Regions from separate parts of the Mus musculus genome. Here region 1 is linked to region 2. A link is a loop called in an ENCODE intact Hi-C map of the cell type or tissue named here. Cell type or tissue: left cerebral cortex. All regions are shown on one strand. Region 1 overlaps 2310015D24Rik (RIKEN cDNA 2310015D24 gene). Region 2 holds the start of Gm32817 (predicted gene, 32817).

Region 1 (5,000 bases), 70 kb before region 2:
TCCCCAGACCCCATATAAGGACAGGCATGGTGGCATCTATCTGGGATGCAAGTGCTCCTGCTGCAAGATGGGGACAGCAGACTGACTCCTCAGAAGCCACTACAGGCTTGCCGACTTGATGTGCAGAACAAGTAATAGACCCTGTTTCAAACACAGTGGAAGACCAGGACTAAGACCCAAGGTTGTTCTCTGCCCTTCACATGTGGGCTGTGAATGTGACCTGCACCCACTCAAACATATGCACAAACATACATCATTTTCATACACCCACGTGCATGCACACAGCATGTGCACACCTCCACAGATCACACCCACATGAAGATTTATAAAGTAAAAATAAGATATATATTTTTAAAGATCACACAGTGAACGAGACAGTGCAGTGGGCAATGCACTTGCTGCTTAGGAACCCGAATGTGTTCTTTGAAATCCTCGTAGAGGTAAAATGAGTGAGTTAATGCCTGAAAGTTCTCTCTCTCTCTCTCTCTCTCTCTCTCTCTCTCTCTCTCACTTATCACACACAGACATCTCTCTCACACACTCATCACACACATGTAACATACACATATTACACACATCACGCACATATCACACAACAAATAAATAATAATAAAGAAACAACCTAAGGAAGGAAATATTTGTTTAAACAAAGCATAAGGAGTCTATACCCAGTGTGTCTCAGCTGGAACTGGGCAGGTCTGATCCATTAGCCCCCTCTGCCCATTCAAGTTGGATGGTGTCTGCACTTCTTCATGTCTATTCCTCTTAGTGACCCAAGCTGTTCACACTCAGCTGCAACTTTACAGTCAGCTGTCATTCGGCCTGCCAGTGTGAGAATACCTAATGGCATCTGGAAGGAGAAGCCTGCCCTGCCAGCAGCTCTTCTGTCTCCAAAGGGTGCTACACACTACAGCTGTCACAGCTTAGGCAAGGACCAGAGAGAGAGCTGCCTCTCCTATATAATTATTCTGGTTAGATGCATTCCAGAGTGAATGGAAGGATCTTTATCTCATGCTGGCTAAGGTCCTCTGGGCATACTGTTTGTCTTACCAGCACTCAGAGGCTGAGGGGGAAACATTATCAGTTTGAAGGCAGCCTGAGCTATATAGGGAGGTCTTGCCTCAAAACCAAGTAAACAAACAGAAATGCCTCACTATATAACTTTCATGCACCTGCCAGCAGTTAATAAAGGCATGGAGACTCAGATTTGTTAAAAGCTTGGGCTTTTAGCCTGGGCTCCCTCCTGGCTTCTCTAACCTAACTAATTGTGGCCTACACCACACCACATGGCCAGGTCTACCTCCGTGCTTGCTCTGAATCGTCTATCCACCTCAGCATTCACCACCTGATCTCCTGCCTCTCAGTTCTTCTCCCAGAGACCCTATCTCTGCGCAGAACTTCTGCCTTCCACCTCCTGCCCTGCTGTTTGCTGTTAGAGCTCTGTTAAAGCCAATTAGAGAATGCCTTAGGCGGATGAAGAAGGAACAAATATATACAAAGTATGAGAGCTATGATGGACCATTAGCTCTCTGCCGGGTATAGAACTAACAATTGAATAGACAGTGTACCCTAACACATCACAAAAATAAAACAGCAAACAATGGAACAGGAACATTATCTCAGGTAAACCAGGTGGGAAAATGAAGGGAGGTGGTCGGGAAGGTAGAAGGCAGGGAACTTTGAGGAGGCAAGGTTCAGGACGGCCAGGATTTGGTGGAAGACTTTTTGCAAGTGTGCATAGAAGAGCCATCAGCCACGCTGTGTCTGGCAGGAAATCTCCATTTCTCCTAGCTGAACTTCTTTAATGAAAGTAGTCTGCTAGGGCCTGCAATTCCATGCTGTCCACCTTCCCTGAAGGACATGGCCACATAACACAGGCCCCGCTCATCAGACTGCATCTGGCCCATAGGGCTTTCCCTGTTTGGAGATGTGCTGGAAATGCTGAAGTGGGATGGAACGGCGTCTTTCTATATCACATCAGGGGTTCCTTTGCAGCACATAAGGAGGATGCCCCAGTTTGAGAGAATGTAGAAATGGTAGCCATATGTGTGTTCTCAAGTGCTGGAAGCTGGGTCCATCTCCACTTTTTCAGTTACATAAACCTGCACAGCATTCCCCCTTTGCTTATTCTAGTTTGACTCTGATCCCTGCATGTTACAGGGACCACCTCCATACAGGAGGTCCTTTGTGTGCGAGCAGCTTGCTAAAGCAAGCACCTGGTGTGCAGTACTGGAGCCTGCCATCTGAGGCCTGCCACAAAGAGGCAAGGAGAGAGGGTGAGCTGCACCCGACCCTGGATCTACACAGAGAGGAAAAACAGTTCCCCAGGCCACCTGCTGGCCCTTATTCTGTTGTTATGGACTCTGAAAGTCAGGGAAGTGCCAGGAGGGGCATGCTCAGAGGGAACCGAGGACTGGACTGAGAAAATGAGCTGCAGTCCTCATTGACCACTAATGGGAACTGGATTACCTGATACATCCTGGAGTCTGAACTGGCAGTCCCTAAGGAGCGTTTGCCCCTCTGGACAGAGCATTCTGTCCCTCACAAGGACCTGGTTAGCATCCTCTCTGGGAGGTGGCCTCGTGCCTTGGAGCTTTCTAGAGGCTGTCCCTCCTTTGGTAAATTCTCACTGGTGGCTTGGCCTGAGCCAGCTGTCTTCCCTGCCTGCCTTTGACACAGCCTGGTCTTTCCTGGGCCATGGGCTAGGCAGGCTCTTTTTGTTCCCTCACACTAGCCCTCCCCATAACTTATTTTGAAATGGAGAATGTTTCCCAATCCACCACTTTCCAGGTGCATACTGTTCCTCACTGAGTGTTCCCACGGGACAAACAGACGGGAGCATAATGGACACACGGCCCTCTCCCTGCACTTATTGGATCAACCACCTGACTTTCCCAGGCATAAATGGGAGGATGGGACAACGTTCCAGATGACGCCCATGGGAGTTCTCTATAAGAACAGGGAGATACGGCGTGTAATGAAGTAAATTAGAAGTCATGGCAGCCTCAGGCTAGCTCTTGATGTTGAATAACTTCTATAAACCTGTGAACCCTGTTTTCCTCTTTAGTATTACCATGCATGCAACTGGGTTTGTAAGTAACAGAGCTCTGAATGTACTGGCTTACAATATCCTTGCAGGAACTGAGAAGACAGCATAGTTAATAAAGAAACCCCTCTGCAAACAAGAGGCCAAAAAGTTGGACTTGGTGCACACATTTATAACCCCTGCCTTGAGAGGGTAGGGATAGACAGATTCCTGGGTTTACTGACCAGTCAGTCTACGCTGTGAGCCCCAGGTGAAACACCTTGAAAAAAAAAAAAAGCTGAAAGTGGACATGGTATCTACATCAGGAGTTCCTTCATAGTAGATGACGAGGTGCCCCAGTTTGAAAGACCATAGGAATGGCGGCCATATTGTGTTCACATATGCTGGAAGCTGGATCCATTTCTGCCTTTTCAAAAAGGCAGAAATATAATATCCCGCTCCACTTTCTCTTGCTCTGTGGAAAGCCAGCTGAGACACACAGGAACCAAAGCCTGAACAGCTATCCACAGCCAGAGGACTCGGCCTGAGAGTATCCTGGCTGAGCTCGGAGGAAACTTCTCCGCTAGGCGTGCCTTGATGACTGTGTCCTGCAGACCTTTGACGTCAGCCGCTGGAGCTGCTTGAGCTGGAGGAGTCACAGAACTAATCTGCACAACTTAGAGAAGAATAAACATTTCTGTTTGTTTATTTCAGCTGCTAAATTTGGACCTCACTTGTTATATGGCATTAGCTGACTAGTACAATCATTTTCTAGCTAGACCCACTCCAGATTTCTGTTACTAAGAGGAAAGGAGATAGGAATTGAGGGGCAACCTACAACTCCCTTCACATGGACCTACCAATAGGATTATTGTGAAAATGACAGGAGCTATTGCCGAAATGGAGCTAGTACTGAGAAGTATCTGGGGAGAAGTGGTCATTAATGCAGGCCTGTGTCCCATCCGCCCAAGCTTTGCCAGGAGACACGTGATGGCAATTCTTGGTTGTCAACTTGACTATATCTGGAGTGAACTACAATCCAGAAATGGGGGCGGGCACACCCCTGACCCGTGTCTGAAGGCTGAAAGACACAAGCTTTTGATTCAGATCTTGAGGTGGGATGGCAACTGCTCTCAATCTGGATCAACACACATCTTTAATCCAGGCCTTGAGGCACACCTGGGCGAGACCTTCTGCTGGAGGCCTATAGAAGGACAATGGAAGAAGGAAGCAGCACCCACTTTTTCTGCTTGCACTCACTTTGCCAGCACATCCATTGGAGCCTCTTTTAGGATTCCAGCTTATACAGAAGACCAGCTGAATCATCCAGTGTCATGGGACTGAGAAAATACGAGATTCGTGGACTTTCCATTCACAGCTGGCCATTGTTGGGTTAGTTGGACTACAGCCTGTCAATCATTGCAATAAGTTCCATATATATTCCATGACTCTAGAGAACCCTGACTAATACAAGACACAATGGGGTTGTTTCTCCTGTGTGATGCTTCCTGACTTCTCTTCCTGTGGTTCAGACCCTCTGTCCTCTGTGCAAGTAGGAGAACAATGCACCAAGTCTATCTGATAGGTTCACAGAATGTAAATTCTCAGAGAGACACCTCAGGAGCCCCTTGGATTCATTGGTCTTCATATTGACAGGAGTCCAGAAACAGCTCCAGGTCAGGCAGCCTCAAAACGCTAGCTTTATAGATAAGGTGGCTCTCTGACTTGCCTTTTTCAAAACCATATTGCTATTACTGAGAAAGATGCCAGTATGTATGTATGTATGTATGTATGTATGTATGTATGTGTATTAGCCAAGGTTCTCTAGAGTCATAGAATTTATGAGTAGTCTCTATATAGTAAGGGAATTTGTTGGTGACTTACAGTCTGAAGTCCAACTCCCCAACAATGGTCAGCAGCAGCTGTGAATGGAAGTCCAAGGATCTCGCAGTTGCTCAGTCCCACAAGACAAGCA
Region 2 (5,000 bases):
AAAAATAAATTATAAATATGGATGTGTCCTCAGAAGACGTGAATGGCACATTCCTCCGCTCCCCTTAGTGGGACTGGAAGCAAGAAAAACCAGAACCGTCACCCTCCCGACCTGAATCAAATATCTTTTTCCTAATCACCCCCAACTTGGTGTCGTCTCAGTCCCAGACATCCGGATCCTCACCCTAAAACCTAGTTTTAATCTATTTATTTTACACTAGTCCGGCTAGGCTACAGCCAAAGAGCCAAAGCCAACTGCTCCTAGAGGGAGGGGGTCCCCTAACTTTATTTAGGGGAAGGTAGTAAGCTGCTTCAGACTCTCGGGGACCGGCCCCTAGCGCGCCCTGCCAGCCGGGCCTCGGGACGCACGTGGAGTGTCGGGCGCGGCAGCGAGCCAGCAGCTTTTGCTCTGCGCGGCATTGATATCGGGGTCACGCAGCGAGTCAGTTTCTCGAATGGGTTTTCCGGAGTGGGGGCGGGGTGGTTGATTTTTCTACCTCCTGGTTCATCTCCAAGCCCTAGCTAGCACTAGGGAAGTCGGAGCCGCCTTGTCCCTGTCCCACCTCCTGGTCTCACACACGCCCCATTGGGAAAGGGGCTCGGGTGGGGATCATGTCTGCAGCCGTCAGGGTGGTAGCAGCCCAGACAAGCTGGGTCCCGGGAAGAGTCGAGCCCGAGCCCCCACCGCTACCTCCCCTCTCGGGCCCCCACCCACCCAGCCCGGCAGACAGCCGCCCCGCACCCCACGCCCCAGGGCCTGGACACCCACCTGCCCGGCTTCCTGCCCCAGCCCGAGGCAGGGAGCTGTGCAGGAAGAGCTGGGACACTCACCGCGCTTCCTCCTGGGAACAGGGATCCCCCCGGGGCCGCGCCTTCTGGCGCCCCAGAGGGCGTGCGTGGGGTGGGGTGCGCCCTGGAGCCCTGCAGCCATTCCACGCGATCCTCTCGGCGGTACGCGGGGGCAAACGAGGGTGAAGGGGACTTCTAGAAACAAAAAGAAACCCAGCCCCCTCCCCAGCCACACTCGGAGAGACAGGCTTTCCTGCAAGCTCGAGCAGCGCACGGTGCCCACGGGGCTGCACCCCGCCTCCGCACCCGCCACAAAGCCGCGCCCCCACCCGGGCGGCCCCCGCCCCCCCACGGGGCCTGGCCCCTGCCCCCTCCCCCCAGTCCAGTGGCCGGCCGGGGGCGGGGGCAGGGACGGCCGAGGGTTGGCCGTGCTAGGGAGGCGGCTCCTCAGGCCGGCCGTGGAGAAGGCTAGAGCTTTCCAGCGGAGCTCGCCCGCCCCAGTGACTGGGTGGGTGGGGGTGGCTGGGTGGGTGGGTGGGGAATACCTTCCTAGAAACCCTCTCCAGATACAGTTGCGGTCACTCGCATTCCTAGAAATGCGGCCCGGCCATGTCACTTGCGACCGTTGCGAGGGGCTGCGGAGAGGGACACAACAGATCCTAGGGTTCCCCATACTAGGGGAGGGAGAAGACTCTCCACTTTTAATGTGCCAAGAGACGAAACTGCCACTGTGCCTCCCTCTGGGAGATTGGGGGTGGTGAAGTAGGGAGCAGGCAGGATTCCAGGGATCGGTGAGCTGGAGGTGGAAGCAGCCGGGGTGCCCGAAATGGGGGAGCATCCACTTAAGATTCAGACTCGTCTTCCGGTCTGCCCCCTTCTTTTGGGAACTCCCGGTGCCTGCCGCAGGGATCGCCTTGGGCCCTTCCCCCAACTTTCCTCCAACACACACACACACACACACACACACACACACACACACACACACGCACACACACAAGCAGGAGAGGCAGCTAGCCGCGCCCCCAGCTCTTCCGCCCATTCCTTGTCTGTCTTAAATCTCTTCATGGGGCGACCGAAGTCCCTTGGAAGACCCCCAATCTAAATGTCAGGGACCCGCTCCACTCAGTTCCGGAGAGTTACTCCCAAACCCACCCGCCTTCACACCTAAACATAAGGTTGAGCTTTCTCCTTCCGAGTCCACCGGTACTCTTGCAGCCCCAGGCTCTGGAAATAGGGCTGGGGCAGGAAGGGGACACTTTCCACTGGAAAGGAAGGTCATGGCCTCTGGTTCTGTCACCCTGTCCCCCAAAATGTACTTTTGGTTTCAACATAAGGGAGCTTTCCCTAACTCAACTGGCTCCTGAAATCACCATTCCACACTCCTCTCCAAGGACCCCCAGAATCGTCAGAGATGCCATCACTCTTCTTGGCCAAAGAGGATCCGAATAACTAAGACATGCCTTGTTCCTCTCCAGAGCCTATGCTCTATGCGTGAAAACGTGACCGGACTGAGCTTCCCGGGATCATAAAAAATGTATCTGCTGTCCTCTGTTGGCCAACTGTTGTCACATTCAGAAGAGCACATCCACCAATCCAGAGTCTTGATTCCACGGGAAGTGGGAGAGTGCAAGGTGTGTGTGTGTGTGTGTGCGCGCGCGCGCGTGTAGCCCCCTCTCCCTTTGCTTTAGTGGTACCGCTCTGCCATTTAGACTGTAAGCCTGATTGAGAAAAGCCAGGCCTTCCCGTTCAGTGGTGAAGCCTGCTTGCCCCACCAGAGTCTATTTTGCCTCCTGCATCTAACCAATCTAACCAGCTAACCCCTTGGTTTCCGGCAGAGCCTGAATTGGAGTTGAATATTGAGCATCATCCACAGACAGAGAACATGGTCATCCTTAACAAGACCCTGAGCTGGCACTGCATGGCAGGAGAGTCGCTCAGCTACAGAGCAGACTGGGGCCTCCCCCATGCCACACACACATTGCCCGATTTCTCTTTCCTACTGACCTGGTACCTTCTCTCTTCCTGATTTCAGCTCAGTCTTCTCCAGGCAATGCAACCTAGGACAAGTAATGAGTAGTGGTTTTGTTAAGTACTCCTAGTAGTACTCCTAGGTAGTGGTTTTGTTAAGTACTCCTAATAGAAAGCCTCTTTTAAATCTGCCCCCCAAAGGTCTACAAAGTGGCTTCTTTCTTCTATGCATGCATCACCGCCATTGGCTTAACTCCCACTTTACAGATGGGGAGACTGAGGCCCAGAGAGCCTCTGGGGAGTTCAATATGTAGTTCACAGGCTGTATGTAGAGACAAGGAGACCTATGAATGCAAGTAAACGATCTGTGTGTGTGATCTGGGGGTGGGGGATGAGGTTTAGCACCAACTCCTCCAGGTTGGGGATGCTCAGTCCACTGGACCACCTTCCCTAGCTTCTGACCGGGTACATACTCTTTGCTTCCAAGTCCAGCCTTCTCTCTCTGCTTCAGCCTTGAGCTCGTGTTCTTCTCTCATTACATTGTATCCTTGTATCAGCACCCCCGCCCCATTCATCTGTGAGCCTCGGGGCAGCCATCCATTCTCTCCAGCTCTGGAGCCCTGGCACCAGGCCCCACTGGCACACAATGGAGCTCCAGCTATCTTTGTTTAGGAAAATGAGCAGAAGGGAGGAAGGCACTGGAAGAGAGAGAGACTGACTGGGTGAGATCAAGGTGATCTTTCATTTGTGGCAATGTCAAAGTTTCCAGGAGGTTAGAACTCGAGGTCCCATGTAGACAGACAGACAGACAGACAGACAGACAGACAGACAGGTGAGATTCTGGCCTGAGGCCTGAGGCTTCCGGTGGCTGAGGCAATGATTGACACCTGTTAGGGGGTGATGCTGCAAGCTAAGAGAACTGGCAGAGAGCATGGCTTTACAATAAAAGAAACCAGAGATCCAGCTACAACTGAGTACAGAGCTCTGGTCCTCTTGAGTTTCAGTTCCCATAGTGGCAATGTTGGGGCTGTGAAAGGATCAAATTGCATGATCTCCATGGAGCCTTGCAGAGATCAAGCACAAAGTAAGTGCTCAATAAATTATAGCAATTGTCGTGAGCAGCCACATGTGATATGGAACAGGTATGCCAGTGTATGCTGTAAAGTGTGACGGAGGCTCCCTTCCTAAGTAAGTAAGGGGTGGTTAGCTGTCCCTGGCATCCACAGCATTCCACTTCTGTGGTGGTTTGAATATGCATGGCCCAGAGAGTGGCACTATTAGGAAGTGTGACCTTGTTGGAGTAGGTGTATCACTGTGGGCTTGGGCTTTAAGACCCTCATCCTAGCCTCCTGGAAGCCAGTCTTCTACTTACCTTTGGAACAAGATGTGGAATTCTCAGCTCCTCCAGCCCCACATCTGCCTGGAAGCTGCCATGTTCCTGCCCTGATATTAATTGACTGAACCTGTAAGCCAGCCCCAAATAAATGTTGGCCCTTATAGGAGTTGCCTTGGTCAAGATGTCTGTTCACAGCAGTAGAACCCTAATGAAGACAACTTCCAAACCCACTGGAGCCAAAGCAGAGGCAGCATTTGCATGTGGGTGGGTGAACAAGAGTGACCTGACTGACCTGCCCCGAGACACCAGGAGGAAGAAGATTGAATGCTTAACAGTTTTAGACACGGTGCCAACGTCTGTCAACACACTAGAGGAAGCTAGGCTTGTTGGTATATACCTGTAATCCCAATGTGTGAGGAGCAGAAACAGAAGCATGGAGAGTCAAGACTAACCTTGGCTACACTGTGAGGACCTCTTCTCAAAGGATGCCGTGTCTATCAAAAACATACAAGGGCTGAAGAGGTGGTTCAGTTGGTAAAGTGTTTGCTATGCAATATGGAGGCCTTAGTTTGCCTCAGCACCTACATGGAAAGCAGGGCGTGGCAGGTAACACCTCTGGAGGCAGAGGTGAGAGAATCCTTGGGGCTTGCCTTTCAGACTAACTTAATGGGCATGCTCCAGTTTCAGTGAGAGATGTGGCTCAATACAAGGTGAGAAGCCATTGAGGAAGACACTGGCAGTGATCTGTAGCCTCTACATGAACACATGTGCACCCACATGAACACACACAGAGACCACCACACACCCACAAAGAACATCACATACAACAACAAAAAATAAACAAGGAAGGAAGACGAGAAACTGAGCTGGGAGTGGTTGTGGCAGCTCCAGCTGTTTGACTTAGCATG

What was found. A loop is a pair of places that touch in the nucleus more often than their neighbours do. Peaks named below come from ENCODE experiments on the same cell type or tissue, not always from the same donor. Only the 100,000 strongest peaks of a DNase experiment are listed, where the experiment ranks them.
Region 1: a loop joins it to region 2, with 2.5 times the contacts of the local background. A loop is called at or near these places in 6 of 42 quality-filtered maps.

Annotation. Positions count from the first base shown.
Region 1 is chr16:13,513,648-13,518,647 of GRCm38, reverse strand. 2310015D24Rik (RIKEN cDNA 2310015D24 gene) reads left to right here. Exons shown (of 4, transcript NR_160674.1): 4 at 2,161-4,517. Among named protein-coding and RNA genes, the nearest start is that of 2310015D24Rik, 5.0 kb to the left of the region's middle. In left cerebral cortex, no CTCF peak of the experiment used is centred here; DNase peaks (open chromatin) are centred at 230, 860 and 2,031; H3K27ac peaks cover 455 bases.
Region 2 is chr16:13,444,023-13,449,022 of GRCm38, reverse strand. Gm32817 (predicted gene, 32817) reads right to left here and starts at 1,071. Exons shown (of 4, transcript NR_169006.1): 1 at 831-1,071. Gm53058 (predicted gene, 53058) reads right to left here and starts at 1,071. Exons shown (of 5, transcript NR_169187.1): 1 at 831-1,071. In left cerebral cortex, a CTCF peak has its summit at 2,340 (motif pointing left); DNase peaks (open chromatin) are centred at 1,061, 1,592, 2,319, 3,364 and 2 more places; H3K4me3 peaks cover 2,198 bases; H3K27ac peaks cover 1,468 bases.